2 separate regions of the Homo sapiens genome follow, and region 1 is linked to region 2. The links are chromatin loops, found by intact Hi-C in ENCODE. Cell type or tissue: endothelial cell of umbilical vein. All regions are shown on one strand. Links, peaks and the distances in the headings refer to the core of each region. The heading gives the core; the rest is flanking DNA. Region 1 overlaps LRRIQ1 (leucine rich repeats and IQ motif containing 1). Region 2 holds the start of LINC02820 (long intergenic non-protein coding RNA 2820).

Region 1 (15,985 bases), core at 7,939-15,938, 160 kb before region 2:
CCTTTGCTCATTTCCAGTTGATTGATTTGTTGTTTGTTATTGAGTTGTTTGAGTTCCTTATATATTTTGGATATTAACCTCTTATCAGATATATGATTTGTAAATATGTTCTCCCATTATGTAGGTTGTCTCTTCATTTTCTTCGTTGTTTACTTTGCTGCACTGGAGCTTTTTAATTTGATGTAACTCCATTTGTCTATTTTTTGCTTTTGTTATCTATCTTTGCTTTGCTTTTAGGTTCATATTTTTAAAATCATTGCTCAGACAAATGTCATGGAGTGTTCGTGGTTTAATTTGGATGTTTCCTACTGACCTACTTTGTGTTCATTAATCATGCTCCCTACTTTAACTCATGATGTTTTTAGCCTATTATATTCTTATTTTGTTATTCTATTTTTAGTTATAAAATTCCTAATTGATTCTTTTTTATAAATTCCATTTATATGTTGAAATTTTCTATCATGTCCACTATTTTGTTGAACATAATAAGTATGGTATTTTCAAACCTTTGTAATTTAATGCAATACCTGGATCACTTGCAGATATCTTTCTATCAGGTGTTTATGTTTTGTTTTTTAGTCAGCTTAAAGAAGCAAGAGGTGTGTCCCTGTATTGAGCCAGAACTGAAATCTTTTTAAAATTTTTAAATTTTAGTTTCAGGGGTACATGTGCAGCTTTGCTATATAGGTAAATTACGTGTCGTGGGGTTTGAAGTACAGATTATCACATCATCCAGGTAGTAAGCATGGTACCTGACAACTAGTTTATTGATCCTCACCTCCTCCTGTCCTCCGCCCTCAAGTAGGCCCCAGTGTCTGTTGTTCCCTTCTTCGTGTCCATGTGTACTCATTGTTTAGCTCCAACTTATAAGTGAGAACATGCAGTATTTGGTTTTCTGAACCTGCATTAGTTCACTTAGGATAATGGTCTCCAAATCCAGAATTGAAATATTTATAAATGAGTATTTCAGTACTAAACAATCATTTTAAATCTTCTAGGCATTGTTCTTACCACAGTGAAGAAAAGAGATAAGATCCCTGACTTCATAGTATTTACATTTTATTTGAGGTAACAGACAATAAATACATATATAAATATATAGTAGAAAATAAGATATTGAAAATTACTGTAAAAATTAAGAAAGTTTAAGATATAGAGCATAGTGTTTAATTGGTTGATCAAGAAAGGCCTGTGTAAGGTATAACACTTTACTAGAGATGTGAAAATAAAGTGAGGGAATAAGTTTCATATAAACAAAACAGTATACTATTTTGGGCTAAGTGTCAGGCAAGTATGTAAGGCTTGAAATAGGAAATCAGCGTAATAAAGGAAGAGAAAGTTTACAATAGGTAGACTGATTAGTAAAGGAGAAAAAATAGAGAAGAGAAGAAATACAAAAGTAGCCAGGGATCAGTCCACATTAGGCCTAGGATATGATGTCAAGCACTTTGGATTTTATTTCAAGTGTGATAGAATGTTATTATTGGGTTTCAAGTAAGGGAGTTAAATATTGTTCATATTTTAAGTGGATAATTTTGTTTGCAATGCGGAGATTACTTCATGTGACCTATCTTTACCCCTTTTCCATTGCCATCACTTTATTTTAAAATCATCTTAAAACTTCAGATGATGTAATTGAATTGTTTTGTTTGTTTGTTTTTGTTTTTTGTTTTTTTGTTTTCTTTTTTCTTGCTTAAATTTTTCTGTATACAAAACTTACCTGACGAGGATTTCCCTTTTTTCACTGATTTAGTTGAAAAAAATAGTTGCCTTTAGGATTAAAACTTCTGGATTTTTAAGACATATCCTTATGTAATTATATAAAATCTTCTCAAACTTATTTTTTCCTTTCCTGCCAACAATGCTTACAATATGGCAGACACCATGCTTAGTGCCAGGATAGGTAAATAGACAGAAAAAACATAGCTCTAAGTTTAGGGAATATCAGAAATATATTAGAATGTTTTCAGTTAATTATAATTTTTATAAGAGGAGTAAATATAAAATTATCATGATAAATTAGCCAGGATCCAAAAGCCTAGATCAACTGTCCATGAAATATTTCCTTAGATTGATTTGTTGCCTCTCTGAAATGTGATTTCATTTAACAAGTGATTAACCACGAACACTTACAACCAAGAGTCATTTTATTTTAGTTTTGTTAAGTATAGTTTACCCTAATTTATTAAGTGCCAAGAACTATGAGGGATCTGAGATTTTATCCTACATGAACTCTAACAAGTTAGGATGCTGATAGAAGGAATGAAACTTCAAGAGACAAATACAGTTATTACCTGTAACAGCAGGCAGCAAGAGCTTCATGTACCAATTCTCCTTTTCCCCCAAGTTCCATAGGAGGAAATCTGAAGAATGTCTTCCTAGTAGTCTTGAGCCTAGGATATCCCATGTCTTCTAAACGGCTGTTAGCAACCCTGCCCATCCTGTGCTCCACAGAAAGTTGTTATCTTTATTACACCAGACAGCAAACAAATTTCTGCCCTCTACTCCAAAGGGAAACACAGTCTCTGCCTTCCCATTCTGTTAGTTTTATGAACATCTTTGGAAAGATAGTCTGTAACAAAATCTGTCGTAAGTCATGCAGAATTGTTAGAGATCCATGGAGAATTGTATCCCAAAAATATCCATCCCTTGTTTTTACATGAGAAATTTTCTAATAAGTATACTATTCCAGTGGCCACCCTGAATAATCTGACAGGGGCTGGGACAAAAATCAATTAGATTTGCCTCATGGTTCATGCAATTAAGGTTACTATCAATAGTCCAGGTGTTTTCTCCTTAATTTTTAAATTGATCTTCCCAATAGGCTTGAGACTTTAATCCAACTATAGCTGGACTCCTTCTTTTCCCTCAGGAAGGAATTACAGGACAATTCTGCCATCCAGAATAACCCTGGTCAGCGAGTTGAAGCTGAACTGAATGCTTTCTAGGGCTATAGTGCTGTTGACTTAACACTTAAAAGTATGTTATGACCACCACACCTTCTAGGTGGTAATTGTCCACCCCATGGGATGACTGAGGATGGGGATGGGGAAAATATCCACATCTGTTTCACAAGGGAAGTACAACATCTGGGGCCATGCCCTGCTGTCTTGATGGATTTCTTAGTAAACTTAAGATAAATTACTATGAAATTCTGTTCAGAGCCCCTTGGAAGGGGATGGCAGGTCCATTAGTAAGTTAAATTTAAGGTGCTTGCAGCAGTTTGGGACAGTCCTGCAGAAGTTTTGTTTTTGTTTTTGAAGGAGGCTATAGGGGCAGTTCAAAAGATAAAAATCTCCCTCTTTCATGCTTCCCAGGATTTAAGGTATTCCTTTCAAAGATTCTGGTTTTTTGTTCTCCACCTACTCCCTCAAAATTAGGGTGTTACATTTCAATAGTTATAACTTCACCATTTTTCTAATCATTCTGTATTAACACTTAGACCTTTCATCTTGAAAGTTCAGGAACAAGGAACAAGTGCACTTTTATAAACCATAACTAAGATTAGTTTGAATACTCTTACTCTTCTTTTGGCCAGGCTGTACCTTGTTTAATCATTCTGGCCTATACTCGCTGTTAGAGAAAAGAGATACTCATCATACCCAGGAATAGTCAGGATAGAATCCTGAGTTGTCCAAATAGATCTATATTACCTTCCATGCATTTTTCCTAATCATTGCCTAGGAAGTGACTGCAAGAATATGATATTTTTTGGGAGAGAGCCATGCTCACTGATAAAATTGCTTTATATAGATGTGTCGATAGAAGGAGGTGATAGAGGTAGGCGCAGACTATCAGTTCATTGTTGATTAGCTTGTGTCACAACTGTCACAATCAAATGGTACAGAAAACTGAAAACTTAGGCAACTAATTTCAAAGGCCACATTTGTATGGCCAAAGCCAGCTGATGGATAACCTAAAAGATATTAACAGTGGCAAAGATTTGAAGGTGTAGTGTAGTCAATTTTCCAACAGGAAGGGGCAAAAATCCACGAGATGAGAGACATCCTTCACTATAAGACAAATGAGAAAATTTTTCAGGAATCACAAGTCTGATATAAAAAGTAGGTCTACCTTAGATATAAAGTTAGACCCAATCAGTTACTTGATTCCAGTCATTCTTATTAGGGAATGGGCCCTTACCATAGGCATCTGTATGAATAACACAGACAGGGCTATAGGCAGCTGTGATTTGTTTTCCCTGTTTGAGGGCCCAAGTCATGGTGTCTTTGGCTTTTCATGTGGCAGACCCAACTGTTAAGCCATTGGCAACAGTCCAAGAATCAGCTTGCTTTCAGCTTAGCCAAACCATCACTGAACCAGGCTCAAGAATTTAAGCGAACTTGGGTGAATTGAGGTCCCTGTGAGACATCAAATTTGGTTCAGGCAGTGAAGTGGAGATGAGTATTCCCTGAGATAGATAGCTGCTATTTTTTTTTTTTTTCATGAGAAACCGAATGCTACTGAGGCACATTTTTGAGTATACCATTTTCTTTTTACAAGTGAAACCTTTTGGGACCTTCTCACCTTGTTGGTCATTGAATTCAAGTTGTCCCACCCAAAATGGGAATTATCAAGCCAGTGAGTCACAAGAACTCTAAGTGCCAGTCATTTAGTTTCTAAAGGAATCAAATAGAACGACAATAGGTGCTTTTCCATAGGAGTGTACCTGATTGCTGTATCAGAAAGGCTGCAAATCCAAAACCAGAAGTGATGTCTCCAGATGAACACTGCCTCCATTGCCAGTTACAAATCTATCCAAGTTCAACTTCATTTTCAATACATAAGTAATAAGTACATTTGATAATAATTCTCAAGTAGCTAGAAAGCTTTCCAGATCCTCGGTTGTAATTTAAAGAATATCTGAACAGAAGGCTTTCTTTTTTTTTTAAATGTATTTATTTATTTTACTTTTAGTTCTGGGATACAAGTGCAGAACATGCAGATTTGTTACATAGGTATACGTGTCCCATGGTGTTTCACTGCACCTATTGACCTGTCCTCACAGATCCCTCTCCTTGCCTCCCCACCCACCAACAGGCCCTGATGTGTGTTGTTCCCCTCCCTGTGTCCATATGTTCTCATTGTTCAACTCCCGTTTATGAGTGAGAACATGCAGTGTTTGGTTTTCTGTTCCTATGTTAGTTTGCTGAGGATGATGGCTTCCAGTTTCACCCATGTCCCTGCAAAGGACATGATCTCATTCCTTTTTATGGTTGTGCAGTATTCCGTGGTGTATATGTACCATCTTTTCTTTATCTAGTCTATCATTAATGGGCATTTGGATTGGTTCCATGACTTTGCTATTATAAATAGTGCTGCAGTAAACATATGTGTGCATGTGTCTTTTAGTAGAATGATTTATATTCCTTTGGGTATATACCTAGTAATGAGATTGCTGGGTCAAATGGTATTTCTGGTTCTGGATCCTTGATGAATCTCCATACTGTCTTCCAGAATGGTTGAACTAAATTACATTACCACCAACAGTGTAAAAGTGTTCCTATTTCTCCACAGCCTCACCAGCGTCTGTTGTTTCTTTACATTTTAATAATTGTCATTCTGACTGGTGTGAGATAGTATCTCATTGTGGTTTTGATTTGCATTTCTCTAATGATCGGTAATGTTGAACTTTTTTTTATATGTTTGTTGGCCATGTAAATGTCTTCTTTTGAGAAGTGTCTGTTTATGTCCTTTGCTCGCTTTTTGATGGGGTTATTTGTTTTTTTCTTGTAAATTTGTTTGAGTTCCTAGTAACTTCTGGATATTAGACTTTTGTCAAATGGGAAAGTTGCAAAAATTTTCTGCCATTCTGTAGGTTGCCTGTTCACTCTGATGATAGTTTCTTTTGCTGAGCAGAAGCTCTTTAATTTAATTAGATCCCGTTTGTGAATTTTGGCTTTTATTGCAATTGCTTTTGGCATTATCGTCATGAAGTCTTTGCCTATGCCTGTGTCCTGAATGGTATTACCTAGGTTTTCTTCTAGGGTTTTTATGATTCGAGGTTTCACATTTACGTCTTTAATCCAGCTTGAGTTAGTTTTTGTATAAGGTGTAAGGAAGTTGTCCAGTTTCAGTTTTCTGCATATGGCTAGCCAGTTTTCTCAGCACCATTTATTGAACAGGAGATCTTTTTCCCATTGCTTATTTTTGTCAGGTTTGCTGAAAATCAGATGGTTGTAGATGTGTGGTGTTATTTCTGAGGTCTCTGTTCTGTTCCATTGGTCTATGTGAGTAGAAGGCTTTATTAAGCAACAACTGAAATTTGTATAAATTTGCAGTGGTAAGCATGATATATTAACATACATTTTAAAAAACAGTGGTATATTTATAACTCCTAGCCAATTCCTCCTGACATTTTGAGATTTTATTTCCCTCAGCATACTAGGTAATGCCAAATCTATTTGATATTAATAAGCTTGAGTACATATAAATTCGTTGTCTTGGTAACATATTTTTGTTGCGATTATATAATTACCAAAAGCATCTTTAACATTTTATATAAAACCTTCTCTTTATGCTTCTAGAAATTTCTAAGAGATAGTAGTTAAATAATTGTTCTGGGATTCTATAAAAGTTTCTATAAACTTTCTATTCAGGAAAAAAAGGTATTTTCAAAGTTTTCTGTACTTTTAAATATTAATTAGAAAATGTCAATTTTATCCAGACTTTATGTAGCCTTTCCAAGGAAGAGCACTCTATCAACATCTCTATGATGTGGCAAAGAAGTTTATTGTGCTTTGTGGGATCTTGTCCTGCTGAAGAGAGAAAACAGCTGGATTTCTAGAGAATATAAAAAGTAGATGGTTTGGCAGGTGTTTAAGAAAACAAAAATTTTAAAAAGGCTGTTTGTATAAAATCAGTGTAAGAGTCAGGCAACTTGCCTGACAGTGCTGGTCGTTTTCCATAACCACTCCTCAGGTGGCATGTTGCCTTTGTAATATTGTCTCCTTCACATTTTCTCATCAATTTAGCAGTTTTCAGCAGAATAAAAATACTAATTCAATTATAGCTGATATACTGGCCCTTGATCTTCCCTGAGATATGACTGGATTTTCCCTTGTCATTGAAAAGAAAAAACAAAAAAACTCTAAGTTCTAAATCCTGTTTACAATTTTACATCAAATAAAAATTTCCATCCCCACCTTATTTTAACAGAAAAGTCATTAGATTTATTTGTCATTCATGATGAGCTAAAGAGAGAATTCTGATTGTATAAATCAGTGGGAGTTTACTGAGTTACTAGCCTGATTTAACAAGCAATCAACATAAATGGCTTAAATACATTAGAAATAAATGGCCGTATCTTTTTTTTCTGTAATTTTCCAAAAGTACCAAAGCATATGTGTTTCCTTTTATTTTAGAGTCTCCTTGAACTGTAGCCATTGTTTCTAGATTGCCATTTTCAACCCTTTTCTTTCTGTGAGGATGAGAAGGAGGAATACTCATGGCTCTGGTGAGAGAGCTTTGTCTCTCTCTGCCTCTCTCTTTTTCCAATAACGCATTTTTTTTAACAAATATTGAATTATTTACAAATACTGAAATTTGAATTTTTAATTGACAAATAAAAATTGTATATGTTTATTGTGTAAAACATGAGATTTTGAAATATGTATACATTGTGGAAAGGCTAAATTGAGCTTATTAACATGTGCGTTACCTCACATAGTTAACATTTTTTTTGTGGTGAGAATGCTTAAAATGTATTCTCTTAATGATTTTCAAGAATATACTATATTGTTATTAACTATAGTCACCATGTTGTGCAAAAGAGCTCTTGAATTTATTCCTCTCATATAACTGACAAATAGCAATTCTTCAACCAAATATATATTAAACCATATATAACTATGATATATATATATATGTATATGTTAATATTCGCTACCTAGAAGAAATTTAACAATTGATCTGTCTAGCAACTGAATAGAGGCACACTATTTACATAACATTCAAATGGTGCAAGTTTGGTTAGGTATCCTAAGACTAAATTTCATTAAGTGAAATTCTGTCATTGCACTACCTGCCTGTAGTCAATATGTCCTAGGCCTGCCTTTCCAATGGTCTTTCAAAAGGCAGTCAAGACACACTGTAATTGTGTGAATGAAAAATTGCATTTACATCCCCTCAGAATAAATTATTCTAGTTTTAAATCATAAAATGTTTGATTATTTTACAACCTTTTTTAAAAAAAATTGGTATTCTAAGCATCTTTTTTCCCCCAAAAAATTACAGAAACATAGAAATTAATTCTAAGCCATATTATATATTCAATCAAGTAAAAATCAGATAATTACATCCTAAATTATACAACACTAATATAATTAGCAGGTTCCATTGTGGAAAGATAGAGTAAATTTGGAAATTCCATAAATTGGAGAAATATGTCTTAAGAGAGGGAGTTTAAAACAGGAATTTCCAAATTTGGGCTTAAATTTATAATTTTGTTTTTTGAACAGTTGAATTAGAGAATATAAATCAGGGACCATGTTCCTTGTATTGTTTAATTCATTGCCACAAAATGTGGTTTTTTTACTCTATTCAGAAAATTTGTGAAAATAAAAAAAATTTAAGAAAAAGCTGGTTTATAGACTTTATAGAAAAATTGACACTAACATATTAAAATACTATAAATTTTCAATAGTGATGTCTGTAGTGTAAGAGCTAAAAAAATGACTTTACTCAGTTCCATCTAGATTTGGCTCAGAGTCATAGTTATAAACAGTTAAATACACTGAAGAGTCTGCACCTCATTTTTTAGAGCATTCAAATATCAAGTTTTCACTTTATCCAAAACTTAGGGATGAAAAGTCTTATCCCATTTTTAGCATGTTTTCATTAAACAGATGAATATCATCTCACAATAGTAAGTAGAAAATTTCCTGTAAATAAAAATTCTGATATACTTTGTCAACATTTGTAGTCTATAAGATGAATTAAAAGAAACATTGTAAAAGTTATGTAAGCTAAATTACATACATTTTAATATTATTTGTGCAGGCTGCCTTAGAAGAAGAATGGCTAGCATTAGATTCCACCCGCTTCCCTTCACAAACACTGCTTCTTTCAAACCAGCTGCATTGGCCAAAGGTAACATGTCATGGAAACTTCTGAGTCCTCGATCTTTGCTCATTTCTTAAGGTTATGCTATGTTGCAGTGATTAATAATACAATTTATTGACTTGAAAAACATAATTACTTTTAGAAGCCTCTGACTTCCTCCTCATCCCCAGATGTAATTTTTCATGTAGCTTTTCTTTCATTTGCTCCTTTTTTTCTTTATTTTGGATTTCTTTCAACACTTTATTTCACAGTAGCAAAAGAAAAAAAATGATATGCTTCAGCTGCATATTTGGCAGTAGACTAAAATCACTAGTTGACAGCACTTTAAAAATACAAAAATATGCATTAAGAGGGCAACAGCTGAAGATTTTCAGTCAGAGGTCAATGGACTGCAATATCTGTTATTTATTTGATAATCTTTGAAGTTTTAGTTTTCTGAGATTTTTAAAGATCTTTGCAATTAATCATTTTCTATGTGAGAGCTATCCCAAAAAGCATAATTTCCACCACTACAACAAAGGACATGTATAATATATTACATAAATTTCATTTTATTATAATTTTAATTTTATAATGAGTTTCCCTTAGGAGGCTATTTGGTAATATGCATGTAAAATAATACAACATAAATGCTAGGATTTTTTATTTTACTTCACACTTATTTACTTTTTTTGTGAAAAGATTCCTGGAAACTTAAAATGGGATGATACTTCATTTAATTTACCAAGTAATCCAGCTCAAGCATGGTTATGTAATGACAAAGAAAATTTGTCTTCTTCAGAACACACACAATTTAATAGCAGGTAAGCTAAACTATTGTTTTAGAGAATCAACTTGTGAATGACAACAGTATTACATATCATACAAAAGTAGTACAATTATAAAACTAGATGTGAATTTACTTGTTTAGGAAACAGAATATTTAGTGTTAAAAACATCATGGTCATGAAGAGTTTTCAGTGTAAGGAAAATGAATGAAGTAGGTACATTAAAGCAACTACAAAATTTATATGTCAGGGAAACAATGTAATTAATTATTGTAAACAAGTGGATCTTTAAATACTATATAGGTACAGATAATGATTAGACTAAAAATTCCAGTGCTATGTTACTTTTCACAAAGGGATTGAAATATGCTTCAAGTAATTGAAATGTAAACATTTTAAATTAATGGCAGACTTTTATTGCCTTTCAAGATAATGTTTTTTGCTAACTTAGATTTTATTTCCAAGTTTGAGACAACATAAACAGTTTGTAGTTTTAAAAAGTGCTGATATACTTGTGTTGATTCAGTTAAAAGTGGTTTTTTTCTATTGCCAGATCAGAAAATAAAACTTCTTCCTGGACACCTGAATCAAAGACCAGTAGAAAGAGTTTGCTAAAATCTGAAAAAGAAAAAAAAATTTCAGAAGAATGGTATGTAGTCAATTTGACACTAATAAATTAAAAAATTGAGAGATTGCTAAAAGTCCAAGACAGATACTTTTCAAGATTTTAAGAATACCTATATTAGTTTTTTATAAATTGTCCATCCAATTTAGTTTCTTAAATGGGAATTCACATTTATTTTAGTATGCTATAATTCAGATATGCATGTCTATTTTTATATGCATATCTAAATATGATCCGGGTATTTGTTTTACCTTTATTATATTTAATCTTTTAATAGGGGCTTTAAGGATATTTCTACTGCTCAGCAAATGTTGAAGAGGGCACAGAAAATGAAATCGAAGAAACTAAAGAAAAAAATAGGTGAGTAATTAGTGCTCTTTGAATAATAACTGTGTATGGAAAATTGAAGATAACTTCTTTAAAATATATTTTATAAATTATGTTTAATAAGAACAGTAATCAATTCACAGATGACTATGTCTAAGATACTCTGAAAAAAAATAAAACTTAAGAGAAAATTATGCTATGCCATTGAATGATTTATACTCTTAAACACTATTTTTACTTTTTCGGCTCTTTCTTATATACTTTGCTATTGATTGTTCTAGCTATTGTGTACTGAGAATTATAAGTTGTTTTAAAACTGGTTCATTTTGGCAAATGTTGACTCTAAAGAGTATCTGTTTCACTCCTTAGTCTTTTGCGTGCTTTTAAATTGCTTGATTATTCAATAAATTGTATAAATTTATCAGTTCAGTGGATTTTAGCTATGAAGACTTCACAACTTAGAATCTTGGAAAAGCAAAGTTTATATATTTTATGATTTTGTAGGACTTGCGAAATGTTCTAAAGCATCTTTTATTCTATCCCACTTACAAGGCTACTCTTTAAATCATTTGTTTTTCTTTGGATACCTCTAATCATTTTAGTGTAATTACTTAATATATGGAGTCAGAGAAGAAATATCAGGATATTATGATATCTTTAATTAAAACTATTTAAAATAATTGCATGTAACTTTATATATAACTGTAAATATTTACTCATATAAATATAAGAACATGTATTTCTTTTGTACATCAGTTTTGTTTTCTAAAGTTCTTACTGTTAGTAAAAAGTTTCCAAAAAAGACCAGTTACTCATGAGCAGTGCAATAAATGTATACTTTTCCTATAGATCTAGCTTATGTAATCATATGAAAAAATATTTCATAAAACTATTTTTATCTTTTTCTATTAATTATATTTTAATTATAATTCAGTAAATTCTAAGAACCAGATATAAATATAACATTTTAAAACAAGTAAATGTTGCAAAAGTGCTTTTGATTTTCAAGGAATAACTGATATTTATTGGCACATCACTGACTAGCCATTGATAAGTTACTGGTGATTCATTTTTATATTCTGAAGTGTTCAACTTGCATACCTTATTGTTATGTTAGTGATATCTTAATTTTTTTACTTTTTTGTGATAACATTTTTATTGAGTAGTAAATTTTTTCAGGTTTAAAACATTAACATTTCAAGCATTTTTAAAGAAAATATAAACACCTTGCTTTTTAATTTGTTTGTACCTCCTGCACTCTCATTTTGTAAGCTCCTATTAAGTTCATCAGGCTTCTCTGAACTGAATGCTATGTGGTGGTTACCCAGTGAAATAGTAACTCCAGACTCTTAACGATAGTGAGATTCTCTTTCAGTTCTCTAGATATAGAATCTAGTAGTGTAAATCTGGTAGTGTAATAAACTCTATTATTGCTTTGATGTCTATTTCTACCCATCTTCAGCAGTATCAAAAACATTCTTTAAACAACTGTTTTGAGAATAATAACAATTTCTGAAACTCCTGGGGCAAGTTCAAATATCAGAGGTGGTTTAAGAACTGATTCAGCCAATATTCAACAAATAATTATGACATAGTTGTATTCAAGGAATTTTGCTAGGCCCACTTTTAAAAGTATTTGTAATGTTTGCAATAAATAGCCTCCAGTAGTGAAAGCAGAGGAAAAGCTTAGCTTGTCAGACTTCCCATATGATTCCGTCTCTGGGAAATATATAGGTCTTTCTTGCCAACTCTTGTAATTGAGGGTTTTGTTGGGGGTGAGAACATTTTTTATAAAGCAGCATAGCAAGTGTTTTAGCAGAGGATTCAGTAAGGAATATATGCTAGTACATAAAAATCATTGCTTTAATGGCCACGACTAGAGATAATTATCAGGCAAAAATTAAACCTCTTTTATCAGTCACAAGGGGGCATGACAGGGTAACAAATGAAAGAAAGTAACCAGACATCCAGCTTAATGACCACATCTTTAACTTAACATTTTGGGTTAGGTTAAAATCCTAAATGGCAATTGTATAATATTTATGGGGACTGTTACTCCAATAACATGATTATAATCCAAATTGCATTCTTATTACCGTGTAAGGTTTTGTATCTCTATGTATCACTTTTGTTTTGCTTTTTTTATCAATATATTAGAATAATGAAACAAAACATTTTATGTTTAAAACATGAACGCTGAAATGTAAAATTTAGTGATAAGTTTTATACTCTTCTCACTTTTTTCATTCTATTTTTCATTCACAACAGATATACAGATTAGAAACATTAAAGAGAGGATTAATGGTGAAAAGCATGAAAAAGAAAATCTGAGAGATATTTTCTAATCATCACATTTTGTCTATCTTCTGTTCAGTTGATGATGTAGAACTTATTTCATTTTGTATCTGTGAGCAAATTATTTAAGATTCTGTGCCTCAGGTTTTCTTCTTATAGAATAAAAAATGTTCAGTACTTTTTCCAGTTTTATAATTCAATCGATCTGTGATATACCATTAACTTACTTGCATCTGTCTCAAATAATGACCATAATTTAAATTTTTACTCACTAATGAGTTAAAACAATGTTTTAAATATCTAAATTTGGTTAAACACTGAAAGATTTACTAGCAGTTTTTAAATATACTTGGAGATACATATCTTACATAGACAACTTGCCAACTTGAAATTTTTAAGCCACTAGAGAGCAACATCGTCTATAAAACTGCTGCGAGACTAACTAGATCTACGGGAGTGGGGAGCATGGCAGGAGGGGTGTCAGAGAATACAAACAATTAATTAATGTAATAAATTATGGCCTACAATCTAACAAAGTAGTAATCCTCAAGGAAATGGAGCACAATTGCAAGAAGTATGGTAGCTTTAATTCAAATTTCTGCCACAGAAAACCTTAGAGCGCTCAGTAGCAAGCACTTCATATTTTCTGTTTGTATTTTGTACATGTTTTTATCAGTCAAGGGATATGAGTCAATAATATTTTATTTATTTAAGATGAAAATGAAAATACAGCAAAAAGCAGAGGGTCAATTAATTTAAGAAAGTAGAATGTAATGGAATCAGTTGCAGAGAGAGGGAAGAATATGAGGAAGCTCATTTATGAAGAGGCAACAAACTGAGCGAGGAAAGATGTGGTATGGGCAGCTACTAGGGGAGACTTAGTATCGATGACTTCTATTGGTAGAAGTGAGACCATCTGATTAAAAGAGGAGGAGGGTGGAGAAGGAAGAGGAGGAATTGATTGAAAGCTACACGGTAAAATCTAAAATTGTGAGGAGTTATCATTACTTATACAGTTTATGTTTGGGTTATAGTGGTTGTTTTTCCTAGTGAGTAATTGCTTTTAACCTCTTGATTGGCATAAGCTTGAACCAATAATGACTGGTCTTGTATTTCTGGGTTTTATTTGTTTGTTTGTTTGTATTTATTGTTGCTTCATACACAGAAGCAGTTTCAGAATTTGGTGATCTGTGTTGAAATTTAGCAGATATCCAGGGAAGTTTAGAATTCAGTAGTGCAGTGAAGAAGATCCTGTGTAAGGTGAGAGTTACTGGTTTATTGAAAACATGCAGGGTCAATAATCTCACAACACTGAGTGTAATTGGTAGCAAGACTGAGATGAGGTGGATGCAGAAAGGGAGTGGGTGTTTGGTTTTGATGTGGAGCACTCCTCAGAGTGCTCAGAGAGAATGGGGTCTGAGTATAGGGATTTTGGTGGAGATTAGCTGGTAAGAGGTTTAAGGAACATAGTACGAAGACCTAACATGGATTTTTTGCCAGGAATTAAGCCAGCATTAAAAAAAGGCTAATTTTTTATGTCAAGTAAACAACTCATGGGCTATAGCAAAGCCATCAGATTGCAGAATGATAATAAATGTAACTAAAGAATGTTAAGGGGGAGGGACCAGCAGGGAATAGTATAGACAAAACTCTACCAAAATGAAGTTTATTCAAGATTTATTTTGTTTACCACATCAATTTTCAGAAAGATTTTACAAGAATTTTGATCAGATGTTACTGTGTTATGCTCTCAACCACAAAAAATTAATAATAAAATTCATCTGAATAGTAAAATCCTTGAGGGCTGAAACACTCTTGACATCTCAGACCTACTACCACCATGCCTAGCACCTGGTAGATATCCAATGAATGTCAATTGACTAAAAAAAAAAAACTAGATAAAAGTCACTAATATACATTTTACAGTATGTGTGTGCATTTTAGTCATGTAAATATATGCTTATATTTGGGAAAATTTAAATTAGTAAATAGTACTCCTTTTAAGATTATGAAATATTGCTAGTTATTCAAGCTTATTTTACAGCACTGCTATACACCTTATTTTACACCTGCAAAAAATGGGTAATAATAACCAGATTTGTATGTAAGAAGAAAAATACTAAAATAAAACAATGAGATAAATTAGAATTATAGAAGTTGAAAAGGGATTGTACAAGGAATTTAATAATATGGATACTCTAATGCTTAACTAAAATTATATTATTTAAATGAAATAATAAACTGTTAAGTATAGAGATGCATGCATAATAGGGACATGGTTACTTACCTAGGGGTTTCTTGAAACATTTTTGAACATCTATTTAATACCTATTTCCCCAACACTGGGCAAGTCATTGCTGGGAGATAAAAAGATTTATGTTTATAAGGCAACTTACACCTGCTGTTGATTACCACAGAGGAGTAGACTTAAGTGTACAAAACTGACTTTATAATGAATAAAAACGTGTAACAAACTATACTGTTTACAATTACCTTATCCCTTGGCTTTTTTTTTAACTGGGTTGTGTTTTTATTTATTTATTCATTTTTTTATTGAGGTAAGAATACTGCATTATTACCAGTGGTATTTTCAGGGACTATCAAAATCAAGTGATTTTTTTTCTATCTAAAAGTACTATGTTTCTTACTTCTTATAATTATCCCTTTGCAATTTGAATTAATTCAAGATTAAATCAATTTATGCTGATGCAATCAGAATGACTGATAATGTAGCACTATTGCTCTTGGAGAATAAAATTATTTTGAGTAACTTTAGCTAGATAACCTTTCTAAATATTTTGTACATATTAAATTATTTGACCTTGATAATAGTATGAGGAAAGTATGATTGTTTTATTATTTGGCCAAAGAAATGCCAAAGAACTTATAAAATATCCATAGCTTCTGT
Region 2 (15,985 bases), core at 4,315-12,314:
AACTGAAGTATTCTGGTGTGATTGAAAATATAGTCATGGGAGCGGACTTTATAAATGTCATTTTTCCAGTGAAGAAGCCAGCATAGACTCAATTACTTAATCATCACAAACAAGAAAAAATTTATAAACCTTGCTGTTGCTTTTAAACTAAGATCGTGTTGATTAAACTGTGCACATAAACCACTAATTAATACTACACTGAAAGTAACATTTTCTGTTAAAGCATCAGCGAGTTGGAATTTATATGTATTTTGTGGGTATGTGCATGCTTACATGCATGTGTGTTTGTTTCTCAACATATTATGCCTTAAGCATTTTTTGCTACTGTGGTTTTTGCATAGAGAATTAAAATGTCAGAAAGCTTTCTAAAATTTCTGTTGGAAAAGAAGAGAAGAAAAATACGTTGCATCTGGAAAATTGCTAACCCCTTTGATTTACTTCTCCTCCCTTTACCCTGTCACATTCCAAGCTTTTTCAGATGAGTGAAATGTCAACCTCCATGAAAGATTCTTAAGTTCATAAAGGCAAAGTAAATTAATTGAAATGAAGATGACTTCCATGGCTCAGATTAGAGCTGAGCTCTTTGTACTCTGTAGAATCTTCTTGTGGTTCCTGCAGACTTTAGGAATATGCTTGGGAGCTCTAATGGCTAAAGGACGAGAATAAATGAATTTTAAAATTAAATTTTGGAAAAAGTACTTAAATCCCGTAAGTGTATCTTCTTAGTGGGAAAATATTTATAGCAATTAAACATCTTTTGTAATAAAATTTTAAATCAAGCTGATGATAGAAATGAGTAATGTCCTAAACAAACATTCCCTGACTTCATAATACTTTATTCTTTATTACTTTTGTGTTCCCTTTCTTTATTTTTGTTTCTAAAAGAAATGTGTTCAATTTGGCTGTGAGAATTATGCTTTCATGCAAGATCTTTTGTTAAAAGTCTATTTAGGCAGCTGTTAAATATCCTTTTTGGTTTTAGAAGAGAATGACTTATTTTCATATATATTCATATATGTGGTTAATAGGAATTTGTGAACTAAAACTTAAAACAAAAAGGTAAGATTTTCTTTTCAAAAATTTCACAAATTAATAGTGTTCATTTTCATTTTCTTCCTCTTTAATTTAAATTTTAGTATCCCTTGGCTAGTACCATATATTTTTCAAATGAGAGACAGAAGTCATATTGTCAAGTTCAAATTTCATTTTCTTCCTCAGTTTTTCTAGTCTTTTTCTCCTTATACTTAATAATTAGGTAATAATTAGTTGGAGCTTCTATAACTATTTTTTCAATTGAAACATCTTTTTAATTAAGGTTTTACATCTATAATTCTCTGTATAATTCACATATTTTAAAAACATAGATGAAGGACTATTTGCAATAATAAAATAAGTAATGGAATCATAGTTCTTGTCCTTTATGAGTTCACAATCTTCCTGGACAAACACATGCCTGAAGTTTTTACCCTCAGCCATGCCTCAAATTGTATTATGGCAGTAAGAATCTCATGAATTTTCCTGTGTTAACATTCCAACTTCCTTTTTTACACAGTGAATTTTTATTATGTATTCAAGTTGCCAAAAATAAATAAAATGAACTTTTGATATAATAGGGTAAGATAAAGCTAAAACAAAGTACATAAAATGAATTTCCTGAATTTTCTCTTGCTCCTTCTGAATTTAAGTTTCAATACTAGAATTCATATTGATGTTATATACTTTTCTTAAGAGAAAAAACTAAGGAACATTTTACTTACTTTTATTTGGGCTTATTATTGATAGTATTATTGGGAGTTTTGGTACAATAAGTAATTTGAACCACATGGACATTTGTTCCCATGGCTATCTCATCCCCTATTTGCCCCTTCCATACATTTTCCTTGCATACATGGTTTAAAAGATGCTTCTTGTACTCTTTTTCTTGAGCAACATGGTTAACCCTTGAACCTCATGAGGAGAGATAAATTTATGGGAAAATTAGGTAAGGTTGCAGTTTCTTAAGGATAAAATGAAATTTAAGAAATGGTTTATAAATTTTTGAAAGTGTCTTATTTATTTGTTATGAATATTAAATAGTAAGTATTTTATTCTTACATAATATCTTATGAAAGTAGAAAAATAAAGTCACTGCAGTCTTTGCCCTGAGTCCTGACAACATATCTTAAAGGAATAACAGTTATGTAACCTATATAACCTTGAGGAAACTCATGAAATTGTGTGTATAAATTATGGGAATGTATTAGTTTCATCCTTTCATCTGACTGCTTATTTTGCCTTCAAGGGAGGGATAACAGGCAGACCATTTGACTTAACACAGTTCCTCCCAAGATGATATGCAATTGTTTACTTTTTGTCTCTTTACTTTCTTCTCTCAAATACCTTTGGACTTAATACAGTTCTTCTCAAGACAATATGCCATTGTTTTCTCTTTGTATCTTTACTTTCTCATCTCAGACACTTGGTGCTTGTTGTGATTGCCATGGTATAATTCACATATCACCTCTATCTGTGTGTGTGTGTGTGTGTGTGTGCGCGCGTGTGTGTGTGTGTGTGTGTGTTTTTCGGAGTTTCGCTCTTATTGCCCAGGCTGGAGTGCAATGGTGTGATCTCGGCTCACTGCAACCTCTGCCTCCCAGGTTCAAGCGATTCTCCTGTCTCAGCCTCCCAAGTAGCTGGGATTACAGGCGCCTGCCACCATGCCAGGCTAATTTTTTGTATTTTTAGTAGAGACGGGGTTTCGCTATATTGGCCAGGCTGGTCTCGAACTTCTGACCTCAGCCTCACAAAGTGCTGGGATTATAAGCGTGGGCAACCACGCCCAGCCTCCATCTGTTTTATGTAATGCTGTTCTATATATAATGCTATAGTTTTAGTTAACCAGCAACTAAAAAAATGCCTTGGATGAAATAAGAAGTGAAAAGATCAATTACAGTGTTTATATAAGCTTTGAAAATTTTAATTTCCTAAATTTATCAGTGGCTCTTATTTCTGTCTTTCAACATTTAATTCAGATAATATTCTATACAATAAGTAATTATGTTAGCATATTTTGTATTAAAATATTTGTCACTTATACTACCAAATATTTTAGGAGAAAAATTTAAATGATCTTATTTTTAAAATTCCAGTTGGTGGTGACCTCTCTTTTCTCTAATTAGAATGTAAAAATATATCTTTATTACTTAGCTCATAATTGTTCTCTTTAACCTATTTCTACTTTTAAAAATTAGGCATTTAAAACTTCAACAGATATTATTTCCTTATAGAAATTCATATATTGCATTGACTAAGAAGTATGACTTTTTGCAAGATAATCTACTTATTAAAGTGATATATTAAATAATATTTTAGCTCTTGGCCTCTAAGTCCTATTATATATATTTTATATACGCCAGGTAGTATTAAATAATTTCACTGGTGGTCAAATATGCAAATGAAGTCATAAATGAAATACCTAGCAGTACAGCTCCATTTATGGCCCAAAATCTCAAAAATGATTAAATGTGATATTTTATAGCACATAGTAAATGCTGAAAGAGGTTTTTTTTGTTTCAGTAATTCTCTTTATATAAGCATATTGTCATTAATCTTGGAAATGTACTGCAAGATGGTGAACAATGCTTCAAGACAGGAACTAGCTAATTCTTCAGTTTTACTGAATAAAATAGTAAAGAGCTGAAAGAAGCCCTTTTAGTGCCTTGTTATTCTTAGAATTGCATACCACTAAGCGTTTTCCATGTCCAAGGGGCAAATAAATGATTTCACTTGAAAATTTCATCATGACTCTATTTTATAGTATGTTTTTGATTTTTTTTTAAAAAAGAAACTTTATGTACTGAAGTTTTTTCATGTGTCTTCACATAATGTATACTTGCAATATTTATTTTACCTGTTTACCTTGAGGTAAAATTTAAAGGCTTAAGAGAATAATCCAGAACAATTGTTAGCATTGTCAAAACATGACAGCTTTTCAGTAGGAGGCAAAAGGACCCCCCTACGAGCTATTTACACAGTAAATAGGAGAGGATGCCTGTCTGAATATAATTTAGAGTTTCCATGAACTGAGATGGAAACTAATTAAATCTTTATTTTCACTAATACCTGGAATAAATCTTAGCATTTTCTTTCATTTAGTATATAGACAATAGATGTCAGTAGTATTCGCAATACCTGTGAATTTGTCCCCAATAGAAAGAGTAGATATTTTCATGAAGTTATTGTAGATTCCTTGCAATAACTATAATTAAAATTCATAATTTGATTAAGGCAGTTTTCAAACATGACTTCAACATTGACATAGTTTTAGCTCTGTTACTGGCTCTTGTTGATCTGTCATAAAGATGCACAGATATCACTACATCGAAGAGTTAGTTTTGTAACTATTTGGATGCCTCTATTTGAACATACTTGGTTTCGCTCCTAAGCCTATGCATTTTCTTTTACTTAAAATCATTTTCTAAGTAAGAATTCACAGACTTTACTGAATTGCCAAAAGTGTTCGTAGGATATTCTCTTTTGCCATTATTTTCACTCTGAATACGTTGACTATTTTTAGGGTTTTCCTTCTTAATATTTAGTCCTCTTCCTACCTCACTAAAAAAATATTTCTAAGGTGTTTCTATGAATATTTTTTCCTGACTTTTTTTATTTGAACCAGAAAACATATCCACAAGGGTAGCTCCTTTAAAAAGTTGCATAAAGTTTTAAATTAACAGAGCACTTTCATATTTATTTTCTCACTTGACTTTCACAGTTCTGTGACAGTGGGTATAATTATCATCTCCCTTTCACATTATGAAGAAACTTAGGGTCAGAGAGTATAAGGATCTCCTGTCAAAAGCATCTCCTGCTGCCTCCTTATCCTGCAGACTTTTTTTAAGCTATGAAAAAAAAATAATTTAGATATGCATTTTAAAAGTATTTTATTGTATTCTGTGAAGTACTTAAATGAAATTCCTTTAAAATAGGCTTTAATTTTTCCTTCTGTTAAGTCAGTGTTAGACTTCTTTCTCTTCATTTATGAATTTTTAAATTCAGTTTTGCTCAATATACCAAACATTTATTGACAACCCACTTTGATCCAAGACCTTAGAGAAACTAACATGCTGGTTGGGGAGACCAGAGAGTCAAACAAATAATTACAGTATGACATGAACATGTCTCAAGCAAAATGCTAGTGGAAAACAGGTAAGAGATTAATTAATTTAATATTTTATAGGTCATGGAAGAGTACAGAGAAGAGATGACATTTGAAACAGACCTTGAAAGATGAATATGAACTTATAGAAATGACATTTTCTCTCTTTTTTCTTTTAAATAGAACCCAAATAAGTTTAGAAAAGCTATGTTCATGCTAGTTAAAATATTTGTAATCCTTTAAGATTTGTATCATTCCACAACTTTTCTCGAATTTTAAATATTTCATTTTGTTTTTATTATTATGTTTATTAACTGGACCAAAGTTCTCAAGCTCAACAGAAAAATGTTTTTTTATTCAATAATTTTTTTCAAGTTTTCTATAATAATATTAATTTAAACAAAATGTGCTGAGCTCATACTACAATGTACTATGCCAGCCATGGAGGTTATGAATAAATTCAAGCCACGGACTTTGTTTTCAAGGAATATTCACTTTAGTTGGATGGGTGACATTATTGAAACTTTCATAATATGAAAAAATAGCATACATATTTTAATAGATCTATATATATAATGTATAACAAAAAGTGGTAAAATTATAAGTGCACTTCAAAATGCACATCTGTAGAAAGCTGATAGTAAAGTTCAATAAGAATAAGGTTTCACCCTGGTATATCCCTTGATCTCTGACCAAAAAAAAGAGAGAGAGAAGATTTTGAGGTCATTACAGGAAAAATACTCCCTACTCCATGAATGGGAGAAGAAAAAGAGGCAGCTGGGTATTGCTTTTGTGTCTTTAATTTAACTCTTTGCCCCACCTGGCTAAAGTCTGTCTCACTTTATACAAAACTGTTTTCTAAATTGTATAAGCCGAGTTTTAATGGAGGAATAGGTATCTCTTATCTAAACTCCTCTATTCCCAGCTGTGATATTGATTGATGTTTTTAAAGTCCTGAGGAGCTACCCTTGTGGATATGTTTTCTAGTCCAAAGAAAAACAAGTCAGGAAAAAGGGAATCATAGGAACACCTTAGAAATATGTTTAATGACCTAGGAAGAGAACTAAACGTTAAGAAAAGAAACTCTAAAAATAGTCAATGTATTCAGAGTGAAAATAATGGCAAAAGAGAATTTGCTAGGCTCATGTAGTTACATGATTCAGATTAGCATTTGTAGCTGTGTGAAGATTTCATAGATTTAAAGTTCTTCACGTGACGTTTCCATTGGCTTTGGCTGAAGTCACTATTTGGCAGAACAGAATCAAGATTCTGATGCCAGATATGTCACCGATGATCAGTTCCATCTCACCTCGCAGTTCTCAGAGTTCAAATCAATTCAGCAAATATTTATTGAGTGCTTATGGCTGCTGACTTTTCTAAGTCAGAGAAAAGTAATGAGATGTTAGTAAAATGTGACATGTCTCGGGTTAGACAGCCACAGATATAGAAAGCCACTATCATCATTGCTATTTTAAACCAAAAGTTTAATTAGATTGCATTAATAACACCAATAGTGTACATTGCTTCGAGTTACCATAATTTCCACACTGGATTCTTATTTTTAGCTACAGAAATCACTGGATATGAACTGAAGTCCCCAAGGCTTGACTTATAGGTAAAAGAACACCATCCCTCATCTAGCATCAGTTATGTATATTTCTAACAGCTCAGCTGAGGGACAGCATTAAGCCATTATATAAACTAATTGGGTTAATTCTGCTCTGGAATTTAGGCAAATAATGTAACTGAGATAAACAAAAGGTCACTTATGCATCTACTTGTACACATTTATCTACACTTCTTATTTATACTACTAAATGCTTAAAACAACACTAGGCTATAAATTTGCCTTTTCTTTCTGATTCTCTTGGCAGGGTTTCTTACATGCTTGACTTTTAAAGAGTGGAGATCGGTCTCCTCTCAAATAAATAAGAAAGCAGTGGAAGGAAACAACTGCAGCTACAAAGTAGTTCTAACCCATTAAACGCAGATGGCCCACAGGGGGTTTAATCATCAGGAGCGAACACACATCACACTGAAATATAGAGCTGTTTTCTATCACTTGTTACCATTTGAATGTCTGTCTCAAGAAAGTGAATTCCATATATCTTCCTGGCCATCAGTTGCCCTTTGAATACTCCTCTCTCTGATGTAGCTAGATTTCTCTTCAGAACTTACTGAGATGAATGAGCTCTTGCCACACGTAGAAGTGAAAGAAAACATTTCTTTCTTTGCCAGAACAGATGAGATTCGTCATTAGGAGAATGGATTTGACCTTGTAAAGTGGACCAAAGCAATTAACAAACAAATCCCTTTGGGGCAGATTGAGTTTATTCTAGTCCTTTAACAGAAGCTTTTTTTTTTTTTTTAGTACTCCACAGCAATCTTGTAAATTCATGGAATCTGAGCACAACAAAATCGAAAACACGGAATTGAAAAAATCATCTTCTATTTAAGCCTTTCCATGTAAGAGAATTTAAAGGACACTTAAAAAAAGGCACATAGGTTTATCCTCAGATACCATATCAACAAGTCAAATTAGTCAAGAAATCAAGAAAGAAAATAGATAAAACCAATTTGATAGCATCATATAAAAGAAAAACTAGAGATCAGCATTAAGGTCTATTGCAAAATGAGGAAAAACCCAATTTTAGGGCAATTTACCGTACCTAAGGGAAAGATTAATTGTACTTTGCGTCTCATACTCATTGTATGAGCTTCTTTAATATATTTATCTCTTATTGATGATGTCCCTTCTGTAGTGTCTTTCCCAGGCTTTTTATCTATGTCTTGTTCTTTTTAACTTTATTTTCCGCTTTCCTGGAGCCTATACCTAGCTAAAGTCCATTCTTCAAGTTTAAAGTCTTATGTGACATTCATGGAAAGAGCAGCTACCAATTCGTTGGACAGCACAGTAAGTAAGCAGCTTTCTTACTTTCCCTAGAGTACGTATTTAGCTAATGCTATTAAAGTGAATGACACAATCTTGAGTAAACCCAGCTGATAAACCCCATGGAAGCTGCTCATCTACCATGGGCCTGCAACACTTTGGCCTTGCTCTTTTATTTGTCTTTCTGAGTTTGTAAACCATTCAGCAATTTTGACACTTAGATGCAAATTGAAAGTTATTATTTTAACCCCTAAATAACCTAGTCAGTTCAAAGCATTAATAAAAAAGCATTTCTTCTTTTAAAATTTTGTACTTGTATTAATTTTTTTGTTTTGCAAAGTCTGCTTTTTCAAAATCCAAAAATAGGTCAAAGGAAAGATATCAGACTAGCAAAAGATCTGAGGTCTCAATATATTTGCAAACTTTTGGGTGCTTTAAAAATTTTATTATTAATGAGGAAAATATTAAATCCACTTATTTTTAATTTTTATTTCTTTTTACCAGTAGGTGGCACTGCACAGATGTAAGAGATATTTACATTTAATGTGATTTAGGGGACAAGAGAATCATCAGCAATGCTAGCTGGTGTGAAATTCCCTCCAATAGAGTTAGCTCTTAAAGTATTGTATCTGGGAGTCCCAACAGTTGTATAAGGGAAGAACATAAATTTATTAACACTAATTTTATTGATCAAACACTATAACAGTGCTCACTATGTGACAGATGAGTAGGTTCTCTTATTCTCCTATTCAGGTAAGAAAACTGAAGCACAGAGAGGTTAAGATTTCCGGATGTCAAACTTCTAGTGAGATATAGGACAGAGATTGGAGCTAGGCATTTGAGCCAGTCTGCGCTCTCTGCTTTGTTCCCTCTTACCTCACTAACATGAATCACTCATCCATCTATTCAGTGATTTCTAAGGAGCTAACTCGAAGACATAGAGTATTAAAACTAATACACAGTCCAATTAGAAAACCAGAGAAGTACTAGGAGCATGGGGGTAATCTTGAGGAAAGCGAAGGAGTCCTTAAGAGGAAGGGAACGTGTGGGTCTCCCTTCTAAAGAGCAGAGCTATATATCTGATCACCTACTTGTGCTCACAGGCACACCAGATATTAGGAGGCTGAAAATGGAACAAAAAATCCCAACCTACCCCTGCTTTTGTACAACATATACATACAGTTAATAGACTATATTTTCAAGAACAGTCTCAGGTTTACAGAACAGTTCAGTAGAAAGCAGAGAGAGTTTTGTTTACCTCTTTCTATTATTAATATTTGTATTAGTGCTCTACATTTTTACAACTGATATGACTTTATGAATACATTATTGTTAAATAAAGTCTACAGTTGACAACAGGTTTCATTCTTGGTGCTGTACATTCTATGGGCTTTGACAAATATATAATGACGTGTATTCACCATTATGGTAGCATTCAGAATAGATTTACTGGCCTAAGGATCCCCTTTGTTCCACCTTCTTTCCTTCTTCCAAACCTTTGACAACCACTTATCTTTTTACTGTCTCTATAGTTTTGCCTATTCCAGAACGTCATACAGTTGTAATCACACAGTATATAGTCTTTCTAGATTGGTTTCTTTCACTTCATTTCATCTGAGTTTTCTCCAAATATTTTCATGACTTGGCTCATTTTTCATCACTGAAAAACACATTATCATATGAATGGATGTAACACAGTTTATCCATTCATATTGAAGGACATCTTGGTTGCTGTAAGGGTTGGCAATTATGAATAAAGCTATTATAAGCAATCATGTGCAGATTATTGTGTGGACATAAGATTTCAACTTATTTGGGTAAATTACGGGGAGTATGATTCCTGGATCATATGGTAAGAGTTTGCTTAGTTTTATAAGAAACTGCCAAAATGTCTTCCAAAACGGTTCAATGATTTGGTATCCGCCCCAGTAATGAATGAGACTTCCTCGTGCTCCACATCCTCTCTAACATTTAGTGTTGTCCGTGTTTTGGATTTTAGTAATTATAAAAGATGCACAGTGGTATTTCATTGCTTTAATTTGCAATTCACTGATAACATGATATTAAGCATCTTTTTATATACTTGTTTTATATCTGTATATCTTCTTTGGTGAGGTGCCCAGATCTTTTACCCATTTTTAATTTTTGTTGTTGTTGTTGTCTTTTTGGGTTTTAAGAGTTCTTTGATATTTTAAATACAAGTTCTTTGTCAGATATACGTTTTGCATTTTTTCCTTATTCTATGGATTTTTATTTCTTTTTTTTTTATTATACTTTAAGTTTTAGGGTACATGTGCACATTGTGAAGGTTAGTTACATATGTATACATGTGCCATGCTGGTGCGCTGCACCCACTAACTCGTTATCTAGCATTAGGTATATCTCCCATTGCTATCCCTCCCCGCTCCCCCCACCCCACAACAGTCCCCAGAGTGTGATATTCCCCTTCCTGTGTCCATGTGATCTCATTGTTCAATTCCCACCTATGAGTGAGAATATGTGGTGTTTGGTTTTTTGTTCTTGCGATAGTTTACTGAGAATGATGATTTCCAATTTCATCCATGTCCCTACAAAGGACATGAACTCATTGTTTATGGCTGCATAGCATTCCATGGTGTATATGCGCCACATTTTCTTAATCCAGTCTATCATTGTTGGACATTTGGGTTGGTTCCAAGTCTTTGCTATTGTGAATAATGCCGCAATAAACATACGTGTGCATGTGTCTTTATAGCAGCATGATTTATAGTCCTTTGGGTATATACCCAGTAATGGGATGGCTGGGTCAAATGGTATTTCTAGTTCTAGATCCCTGAGGAATTGCCACACTGACTTCCACAATGGTTGAACTAGTTTACAGTCCCACCAACAGTGTAAAAGTGTTCCTATTTCTCCACATCCTCTCCAGCACCTGTTGTTTCCTGACTTTTTAATGATCACCACCATTCTAACTGGTGTGAGATGGTATCTCACTGTGGTTTTGATTTGCATTTCTCTGATGGCCAGTGATGGTGAGCATTTTTTCATGTGTTTTTCGGCTGCATAAATGTCTTCTTTTGAGAAGTGTCTGTTCATGTCCTTCGCCCACTTTTTGATGGGGTTGTTTGTTTTTTTCTTGTAAATTTGTTTGAGTTCATTGTAGATTCTGGATATTAGCCCTTTGTCAGATGAGTAGGTTGCGAAAATTTTCTCCCATTTTGTAGGTTGCCTGTTCACTCTGATGGTAGTTTCTTTTGCTGTGCAGAAGCTCTTTAGTTTAATTAGATCTCATTTGTCAATTTTGTCTTTTGTTGCCATTGCTTTTGGTGTTTTAGACATGAAGTCCTTGCCCATGCCTATGTCCTGAATGGTAATGCCTAGGTTTTCTTCTAGGGTTTTTATGGTTTTAGGTCTAACATGTAAGTCTTTAATCCATCTTGAATTGATTTTTGTATAAGGTGTAAGGAAGGGATCCAGTTTCAGCTTTCTACATATGGTTAGCCAGTTTTCCCAGCACCATTTATAAAATAGGGAATCCTTTCCCCATTGCTTGTTTTTCTCAGGTTTGTCAAAGATCAGATAGTTGTAGATATGCGGCATTATTTCTGAGGGCTCTGTTCTGTTCCATTGATCTATATCTCTGTTTTGGTACCAGTTGTTTTGGTACCATGCTGTTTTGGTTACTGTAGCCTTGTAGTATAGTTTGAAGTCAGGTAGTGTGATGGCTCCAGCTTTGTTGTTTTGGCTTAGGATTGACTTGGTGATGCGGGCTCTTTTTTGGTTGCATATGAATTTTAAAGTAGTTTTTTCCAATTCTGTGAAGAAAGTCATTGGTAGCTTGATGGGGATGGCATTGAATCTATAAATTACCTTGGGCAGTATGGCCATTTTCATGATATTGATTCTTCCTACCCATGAGCATGGAATGTTCTTCCATTTGTTTGTATCCTCTTTTATTTCCTTGAGCAGTGGTTTGTAGTTCTCCTTGAAGAGGTCCTTCACATCCCTTGTAAGTTGGATTCCTAGGTATTTTATTCTCTTTGAAGCAATTGCGAATGGGAGTTCACTCATGATTTGGCTCTCTGTTTGTCTGTTGTTGGTGTATAAGAACGCTTGTGATTTTTGTACATTGATTTTGTATCCTGAGACTTTGCTGAAGTTGCTTATCAGCTTAAGGAGATTCTGGGCTGAGACAATGGGGTTTTCTAGATATACAATCATGTCGTCTGCAAACAGGGACAATTTGACTTCCTCTTTTCCTAATTGAATACTCTTTATTTCCTTCTCCTGCCTAATTGCCCTGGCCAGAACTTCCAACACTATGTTGAATAGGAGTGGTGAGAGAGGGCATCCCTGTCTTGTGCCAGTTTTCAAAGGGAATGTTTCCAGTTTTTGCCCATTCCGTATGATATTGGCTGTGGGTTTGTCATAGATAGCTCTTATTATTTTGAAATACATCCCATCAATACCTAATTTATTGAGAGTTTTTATCATGAAGCGTTATTGAATTTTGTCAAAGGCTTTTTCTGCATCTATTGAGATAATCTTGTGGTTTTTGTATTTGGCTCTGTTTATATGCTGGATTATATTTATTGATTTGCATATACTGAACCAGCCTTGCATCCCAGGGATGAAGCCCACTTGATCATGGTGGATAAGCTTTTTGATGTGCTGCTGGATTCGGTTTGCCAGTATTTTATTGAGGATTTTTGCATCAATGTTCATCAAGGATATTGGTCTAAAATTCTGTTTTTTGGTTGTGTCTCTGCTGGGCTTTGGTATCAGAATGATGCTGGCCTCATAAAATGAGTTAGGGAGGATTCCCTCTTTTTCTATTGATTGGAATAGTTTCAGAAGGAATGGTACCAGTTCCTCCTTGTACCTCTGGTAGAATTCGGCTGTGAATCCATCTGGTCCTGGACTCTTTTTGGTTGGTAAGCTATTGATTATTGCCACAATTTCAGATCCTGTTATTGGTCTATTCAGAGATTCAACTTCTTCCTGGTTTAGTCTTGGGAGAGTGTATGTGTCGAGGAATTTATCCATTTCTTCTAGATTTTCTAGTTTATTTGTGTAGACGTGTTTGTAATATTCTCTGATGGTAGTTTGTATTTCTGTGGGATCGGTGGTGATATCCCCTTTATCATTTTTTATTGCGTCTATTTGATTCTTCTCTCTTTTTTTCTTTATTAGTCTTGCTAGCAGTCTATCAATTTTGTTGATCCTTTCAAAAAACCAGCTCCTGGATTCATTAGTTTTTTGAAGGGTTTTTTGTGTCTCTATTTCCTTCAGTTCTGCTCTGATTTTAGTTATTTCTTGCCTTCTGCTAGCTTTTGAATGTGTTTGCTCTTGCTTTTCTAGTTCTTTTAATTGTGATGTTAGGGTGTCAATTTTGGATCTTTCCTGCTTTCTCTTGTGGGCATTTAGTGCTATAAATTTCCCTCTACACACTGCTTTGAATGCATCCCAGAGATTCTGGTATGTTGTGTCTTTGTTCTCGTTGGTTTCAAAGAACATCTTTATTTCTGCCTTCATTTCGTTATGTACCCAGTAGTCATTCAGGAGCAGGTTGTTCAGTTTCCATGTAGTTGAGCGGTTTTGAGTGAGATTCTTAATCCTGAGTTCTAGTTTGATTGCACTGTGGTCTGAGAGATAGTTTGTTATAATTTCTGTTCTTTTACATTTGCTGAGGAGAGCTTTACTTCCAAGTATGTGGTCAATTTTGGAATAGGTGTGGTGTGGTGCTGAAAAAAATGTATATTCTGTTGATTTGGGGTGGAGAGTTCTGTAGATGTCTATTAGGTCCGCTTGGTGCAGAGCTGAGTTCAATTCCTGGGTATCCTTGTTGACTTTCTGTCTCGTTGATCTGTCTAATGTTGACAGTGGGGTGTTAAAGTCTCCCATTATTAATGTGTGGGAGTCTAAGTCTCTTTGTAGGTCACTCAGGACTTGCTTTATGAATCTGGGTGCTCCTGTATTGGGTGCATATATATTTAGGCTAGTTAGCTCTTCTTGTTGAATTGATCCCTTTACCATTATGTAATGGCCTTCTTTGTCTCTTTTGATCTTTGTTGGTTTAAAGTCTGTTTTATCAGAGACTAGGATTGCAACCCCTGCCTTTTTTTGTTTTCCATTTGCTTGGTAGATCTTTCTCCATCCTTTTATTTTGAGCCTATGTGTGTCTCTGCACGTGAGATGGGTTTCCTGAATACAGCACAGTGATGTGGCTTGACTCTTTATCCAATTGGCCAGCCTGTGTCTTTTAATTGGAGCATTTAGTCCATTTACATTTAAAGTTAATATTGTTATGTGTGAATTTGATCCTGTCATTATGATGTTAGCTGGTTATTTTGCTCGTTAGTTGATGCAGTTTCTTCCTAGTCTCGATGGTCTTTACATTTTGGCATGATTTTGCAGCGGCTGGTACTGGTTGTTCCTTTCCATGTTTAGCGCTTCCTTCAGGAGCTCTTTTAGGGCAGGCCTGGTGGTGACAAAATCTCTCAGCATTTGCTTGTCTGTAAAGTATTTTATTTCTCCTTCACTTATGAAGCTTAGTTTGGCTGGATACGAAATTCTGGGTTGAAAATTCTTTTCTTTAAGAATGTTGAATATTGGCCCCCACTCTCTTCTGGCTTGTAGGGTTTCTGCCGAGAGATCCACTGTTAGTCTGATGGGCTTCCCTTTGAGGGTAACCCGACCTTTCTCTCTGGCTGCCCTTAACATTTTTTCCTTCATTTCAACTTTGGTGAATCTGACAATTATGTGTCTTGGAGTTGCTCTTCTCGAGGAGTATCTTTGTGGCATTCTCTGTATTTCCTGAATCTGAACATTGGCCTGCCTTGCTACACTGGGGAAATTCTCTTGGATAATATCCTGTAGAGTGTTTTCCAACTTGGTTCCATTCTCCCCATCACTTTCAGGTACACCAATCAGATGTAGATTTGGTCTTTTCACATAGTCCCATATTTCTTGGAGGCTTTGCTCATTTCTTTTTATTCTTTTTTCTCTAAACTTCCCTTCTCGCTTCATTTCATTCATTTCATCTTCCATTGCTGATACCCTTTCTTCCAGTTGATCGCATCGGCTCCTGAGGCTTCTGCATTCTTCACATAGTTCTCGAGCCTTGGTTTTCAGCTCCATCAGCTCCTTTAAGCACTTCTCTGTATTGGTTATTCTAGTTATACATTCTTCTAAATTTTTTTCAAAGTTTTCAACTTCTTTGCCTTTGGTTTGAATGTCCTCCCATAGCTCAGAGTAATTTGATCGTCTGAAGCCTTCTTCTCTCAGCTCGTCAAAGTCATTCTCCATCCAGCTTTGTTCCGTTGCTGGTGAGGAACTGCATTCCTTTGGAGGAGGAGAGGCGCTCTGCGTTTTAGAGTTTCCAGTTTTTCTGTTCTGTTTTTTCCCCATCTTTGTGGTTTTATCTACTTTTGGTCTTTGATGATGGTGATGTACAGATGGGTTTTTGGTGTGGATGTCCTTTCTGTTTGTTAGTTTTCCTTCTAACAGACAGGACCGTCAGCTGCAGGTCTGTTGTAATACCCTGCCGTGTGAGGTGTCAGTGTGCCCCTGCTGGGGGGTGCCTCCCAATTAGGCTGCTCGGGGGTCAGGGGTCAGGGACCCACTTGAGGAGGCAGTCTGCCCATTCTCAGATCTCCAGCTGCGTGCTGGGAGAACCACTGCTCTCTTCAAAGCTGTCAGACAGGGACATTTAAGTCTGCAGAGGTTACTGTTGTCTTTTTGTTTGTCTATGCCCTGCCCCCAGAGGTGGAGCCTACAGAGGCAGGCAGTCCTCCTTGAGCTGTGGTGGGCTCCACCCAGTTCGAGCTTCCCGGCTGCTTTGTTTACCTAATCAAGCCTGGGCAATGGCGGGCGCCCCTCCCCCAGCCTGTCTTCCGCCTTGCAGTTTGATCTCAGACTGCTGTGCTAGCAATCAGCGAGACTCCGTGGGCGTAGGACCCTCCGAGCCAGGTGCGTGA

The links. Peaks named below come from ENCODE experiments on the same cell type or tissue, not always from the same donor. Only the 100,000 strongest peaks of a DNase experiment are listed, where the experiment ranks them.
Region 1: it touches region 2 in a loop (4-fold over the local background); 4 of 110 quality-filtered maps call a loop at or near these places.

Annotation. Positions count from the first base shown.
Region 1 is chr12:85,143,280-85,159,264 of GRCh38, forward strand. It overlaps LRRIQ1 (leucine rich repeats and IQ motif containing 1), which reads left to right. Exons shown (of 27, transcript NM_001079910.2): 20 at 9,001-9,090; 21 at 9,745-9,866; 22 at 10,384-10,479; 23 at 10,733-10,815. Among named protein-coding and RNA genes, the nearest start is that of LRRIQ1, 110 kb to the left of the region's middle. In endothelial cell of umbilical vein, for the core only: no CTCF peak of the experiment used is centred there; DNase peaks (open chromatin) are centred at 12,712 and 13,512.
Region 2 is chr12:85,302,139-85,318,123 of GRCh38, forward strand. It overlaps LINC02820 (long intergenic non-protein coding RNA 2820), which reads left to right and starts at 15,881. Exons shown (of 5, transcript NR_183554.1): 1 at 15,881-15,977. RefSeq lists enhancers at 15,401-15,985, 15,733-15,985. In endothelial cell of umbilical vein, for the core only: a CTCF peak has its summit at 8,518 (motif pointing right); no DNase peak of the experiment used is centred there.